Linked DNA regions of Homo sapiens: region 1 is linked to region 2. The links are chromatin loops, found by intact Hi-C in ENCODE. Cell type or tissue: CD4-positive, alpha-beta T cell. All regions are shown on one strand. Links, peaks and the distances in the headings refer to the core of each region. The heading gives the core; the rest is flanking DNA.

The links. Peaks named below come from ENCODE experiments on the same cell type or tissue, not always from the same donor. Only the 100,000 strongest peaks of a DNase experiment are listed, where the experiment ranks them.
Region 1: it touches region 2 in a loop (13-fold over the local background); 1 of 110 quality-filtered maps calls a loop at or near these places.

What each region holds. Positions count from the first base shown.
Region 1 is chr4:152,595,810-152,598,635 of GRCh38, reverse strand. No RefSeq gene overlaps it. Among named protein-coding and RNA genes, the nearest start is that of MIR4453, 61 kb to the right of the region's middle. In CD4-positive, alpha-beta T cell, for the core only: no CTCF peak of the experiment used is centred there; no DNase peak of the experiment used is centred there.
Region 2 is chr4:152,484,571-152,487,396 of GRCh38, reverse strand. The region is part of intron 2 of FBXW7 (F-box and WD repeat domain containing 7); the gene reads left to right. Among named protein-coding and RNA genes, the nearest start is that of MIR3140, 3.4 kb to the left of the region's middle. RefSeq lists an enhancer at 1,152-1,421. In CD4-positive, alpha-beta T cell, for the core only: no CTCF peak of the experiment used is centred there; a DNase peak (open chromatin) is centred at 1,506.

The sequences.
Region 1 (2,826 bases), core at 40-2,539, 110 kb before region 2:
CCTCAGACTTAGCACTTTACTGCTACCATAGAATCATAATCATAAAAAATCTGGTACACAGTAAGACGGTGCCTAGAGAACAATGGACAAGATTTTGGCAGCTTAGAAGACAATCTCCAGGTATGAAAGTAATTCTTTGTTCTTCCTAACAGCTTGATCATTTTGAAGACAACCCCATATGAAACAAAGTGAATTTAGAATGTGCATGTGAATAAAGTGTGATTAATTTTCAAATACTTTCACCTTGACTATTTTAGTTCAGAAATGCTGGCCTAAATTCTTCTTTTATATTTTAATTAATTAATTAATTAATTTTGTATTTTTAGTAGAGATGAAGTTCCACCATGTTGGCCATCTTGAACTCCTGACCTCAAGTGATCTGCTTGCCTCGGCCTCCCAAAGTGCTGGGATTACAGGCGTGAGCCACTGCAGCCGGGCATTTTCATTTTTTAATTTTAGATTCAGGAGGCACATGTGCAGGTTTGTTACATGGGGATGCTGAAGTTTGGGCTTCTAATGATCCCATTGCTCAAGCAGTGAACGTGGTAACCGATAGGTGGTTTTTTAACTCTTATCCCTCTCACTCCCTCCTGGCTTTTGGAATCTCCAGTGTTTATTGTTTCCATCTTCGTGTCCATGTTTAGCTCCCACTTATAAGCAAAAACATGGGGTATTCGGTTTTCTGTTTCTGCATTAATTCACTTAGGATAATTGGCCTAAGTTCTTAAAATAGACCTAGAACTACGTCTCAGGTCAGGGCTGCAACAAGAGTTGAAATGGCAGGGACTCATGTTAGAACTTCCCAGCATTAGAATCGCTGAGAAACATCTTTATAATGAAAATTTTCCAGGTCGTAGCACTAGATATTTTGAATCAATGGCAGTGGAAAGAGGCCTGAGCATTGGTATTATTTTGAAGTTCCAGATGTTTGTCAGGATCTACTGATGGGATGCATTGGCCATATACTCAGGTACATCTTGAGAGGTCTAAAGTGAAGACAGTTTACAGCAAAATTTCTGTGAAAGTCAGAATCCTGGCAGAGAATAGATGGCATACTCAAACTGGGTAATTTGAAGAAATTAATAGAGAAGACGTACAAAGTCATGGATAGGGTGTAGAGAAACCCACAAGGGATGATGCCATCTTCCAGGATAAGAAACAGTAGGGGGCCACCACCGCTTTAGGCCCAAAGGGCCAAGGAAAAGGAGCAGTTATTGGAACAAACACAGGGTAGCTGAATGGACAGGGCCACCTGGCAGGATTTCTGGCCTCGTAAAAGGATGCAGGCATTGTACATCAACATTTATAGCAGCATCATTCACAATAGCCAAAAGGTGGAAACAACCCAAATCCATCAATAGATGAATGGAGAAACAAAATGTGGCATATATACATACAATAATATATTATTCGGCCTTAAAAAGGAAGGAAATCCTCCTGTATATGACAACATGGTTAAACCTTGAAAACATTATGCTAAATGAAATAAGCCAGACGTAAAAGGACAAATGTTATATGATTCCCCACTTATATGAGGTACGCAGAAAAGTCAAATTCATAGACACAGAAAATAGAATAAAGGTTACCGGGAGCTGGGAGGAGGGTGGATAATGGGCAGTTATTGTTTAGTGGGTATGGATTTCTATTGGGGATGATGAAAGGTTTGGGAAATGGGTAGTAGTGATGGTTGCTTGACATTGTGATTTGTACATCTAAAAACGGTTAAGATGTTAAATATTATGTATATTTCATGACACCAAAAAAATGCAGATAAGAAAAGAAAAAGATGCAGACAACCCACAACAATTCTTCAGGGAGCACCTGAGGAATAAAGTCCCTTTTTCTTCATCCTCCCACCCTCCAATCCACAGCCAGAGTCTCCCGTTGGTTGAAACTGACTGAGCTGCATCAGCAAAGGGAGCCCGTTAATGTATTTCACAAAGATCAGCATCCAGGGCACAGAACAGGGTAGAGATGTGAGGAAGAAGATCAGAAGGAACAAGAGGAAGCTGGACAGCATGGGTCCCTTCATCCCATCGTCTCCCCACTAGAGAAAGCATCAAACCAGCTACCTTAGTGTTAAGAAGAGTTGGTATGAGGAAAGCTGATGGCAGTGTTTTTTCTTACCCAGAAACAGCGGTATACAACCAGTAAGCCCAGCAGTGTGTTTTCCAATGAACCCAGAAAATCTTTGTTTAAATGCTACACTGTTTATTTATTTATTTACGTCTTTTGATCTAGAAATCCTACCTCCTGAAATCTGCCTTAAAGAAATAATCAGAGATATAGACTAAACATTGCATAGAAGAATATTCACTGGAACATTATTTATAATCACAAAAAGGAGCAACTAAATGTCCAGCATGTACAAGATAATTTTACATAAGAAAGCAGAAGGGCAAACTGATTTCATGTTATAATGCCAATAGTGTAAAAAAAAATGGTACAAAGTACACTACAATGTTAGAATGGTTATCTGAATGACTGAATTAAGAATGATTTTTTTCAAGATTTCTTATTTTTCAACATTTCTTTCTTGAACATGATTTACTTCAATAATCAAGAAAAACCAACACATATGTTTTAAAACCTTATGGCTGCCTCACATGATAAATATTCCTAACATAGAGATCTCCAGAATCTACTCTGCCATCCTGTGTAAAATGCATTGATTTACCTGCTGGCTGCCTATTAATTAGAAGGGAAGCAGCCAGGGGAAGGGCAGCCAACTCCCCTGAAATAGACAGCGTGTGTGGCTGAGGGTGCAGCTTCCTTTGATGGAATATTGCTAAACGACGAAATTCTATCTCCCACAAGAAATTATTT
Region 2 (2,826 bases), core at 138-2,637:
TTATTTTATCCTCTGAATTATTAGTTTGGTCCATTATTTATGATGTTTAGTTTGATTACTTGGTTAAGGTGGTGTGACCTGATTTCTCTATTGTAAAAGTATCCTTTTCCCCTTGATAATTAATCATTAATCTGTGGGGTAATGCCTTGAGACTGAGTAAACATTGTTTCTCAACAGCCTTTCACCCAGTGTTTTTAACATCCATTATTGATTTATGCCTGAATTATTGGTTACATTGATGCTTGCAAAATGATTTTCTACATCTATTATTCTTTCCACATTTATTAGCTGGCATTCTTCTTTCTGTAAAGGAGTTTCTGTCCTTTCACTAAGGGCTCATGGTTTCTTCATTAATTCGGTGAACTAAAATCCATTATTGTTATGTAGTCATGCACTGCATATACGACATTGATCCCATGAGATTATAATGGAGCTGAAAAATTTCTATCGCATAGTGACGTTGTAGCTGTTATAACATGTTAGGACTAACGTCACAACCAACATATTACATGTTTGTAGTGATGTTAGTGTAAGTCAAATCTACTGTGCTGCCAGTCTAAAAGTATAGCACATATAATTGTGTACAGTACATAATACTTGATAATAATAATAAACAGCTATGTTAACGGTTTATGTATTTACTATGCTATACTTTTTGTTGTTATTTTGAATGTACTTCTACTTATTAAAAAAAAAAGTTAACTGCAAAACAGCCTCAGGCAGTTCCTTCAGGACGTACTCCAGAGACATTGTTATTATAGGAGATGACAGCTCTGTGCATGTTATTGTCCCTGAAGACCTTCCAGTGAGACAGTATGTGGAGGTGGAAGACAGTGATACTGATGATCCTGACCCTGTGTAGGGCTAGTCTAATGTGTTTGTTTGTGTCTTAGGTTTTAGCAAAACAGTTTTAAAAGTAAAACAGGAATTTTTTAAAATAGAAAAGGCTTGTAAAATAAAGATAAAAGGAAAGAAAATATTTTTGTGCAGCTGTACAATATGTTAGTTTTACGCTAAATGTTATTACAAAAGTCAGAAAAGTTTAAAAACTAAAAAGTTTATATGAGCTAAGGTTTATTATTGAAGAAAGAAAATGTTTAAAAATAGATGTAGTGTGGTTTGAGTGTATATTTACAAAGCCTACAGCCGTGTGCAGTAACGACCTAGGCCTTCACATTCACTCTTCACTCAATCATTAACTCACCCAGAGCAGCTTCCAGTCCTGTAAGCTCCATTCATAGTAAGTGCCCTATATAGGCATATGATTTTAAAAAATCTTTTATACTGTATTTTTACTGTACCTTTTCTATGTCTAGATATTCTCAGACGCACCATGTTACAGTTACCAGGCAGTATTCAGTACAGTAATATGGTATACAGGTTTGTAGCCTAGGAGCAATGGGCTATACCGTGTAGGCTTGTGTAAATACACTCTGTGATGTTAGCACAGTGAGGGAATAGCCTAACAAACACATTTCTCAGAAGATATCCCTGTGGTTATGTGACGCATGACTGTGTATCCTTTGGTGACTCAAATTGTTAAAATTTAGCCAGCGAGAACTCAATCAGTCTGGTTTCTGTTTCTTTGACATGCCCCCTCATTTTTATAGCACCAGTTTGCTTTGTGGCACAACAAAACATTCTCTCCTTACCTTATGGTTTTCTTACCCCAGACCTGGACTTGGCTATTTTACCAAAAGTTCTTGTTTCTCTTAGTGGGGAATGGTATTTGGAAGCCAACATCATGGATGCATTACTGGGTGTCATTGCTTCTATTGGTTCTTTTCATTAGACAGAATAAGAAAATATACTTTTAAAAACTAGTGATATTTGAATTCCTAGTGACACCAAGGTTCTTTTCTTTCCTTGTTTCATATTCCTCTTCCATAATGAAGATCCAGTTTACCAATAACATCAATATATGTTTATTCATTTGCTCTGTCTTATACATGATATAACATTGGAATTACTATAGCAATACCACTACTAATAATAATCTCAATAAAGTTTAAGATTTCTATGCAGTTTTTTATTTATAGCGTATAGCCCAGTGAAGGTATATAGTCAGATCGCTATGCTTATAGTTATTTTAATTATATTTTTCACATAGGCAATTTGAAACTTTTTCTAATAGGAAGGTTAAGCCTATTTACTTATCTTGACATAACTAGTATGTTTAATCTAACTGATATGTTGTATTTACTGTTGTTTTATGTTATATATGTTTTTCTTTTACTCTTTTTTAAAAAGTTATTTTTACTAATACAAAAATCTTCCTTTCTCTAGATATTTAGAATGTTGGTCTTAGCTCTTATAGTTTCCCAGTCTTTTTGGTATTTTTGTTGTCATTACTATGTTTAATTTTGTTAACTAGAATTCATGTTTTCTTTTCTTCATCCATTTAATTGGGCTTTATACTTTTTTTTTTTTTTTTTGAGACAGAGTCTCGCTCTGTCACCCACACTAGAGTGCAGTGGCGCGATCTCAGCTCACTGCAGCTTCTGTCTCCCAGGTTCAAGTGATTCTCCTGCCTCAGCTTCCCAAGTAGCTGGGATTACAGGTGCTTGCCACCATGGCTGGTTAATTTTTGTATTTTTAGTAGAGACAGGGTTTCGCCATGTTGGCCAGGCTGGTCTCGAACTCCTGACCTCAGGTGATCCACCCACCTTGGCCTCCCAAAGTGCTGGGATTACAGGCATGAGCTACCGTACCCATTCTATATATTCCTTTGCATAAATGTTGTGTTCTGAGGAAAATTTGTGTCTGAGCATTTAATAATTTAAAAAATTACCATGTGAGTGGATTTATTTTATATGAATAATGTGC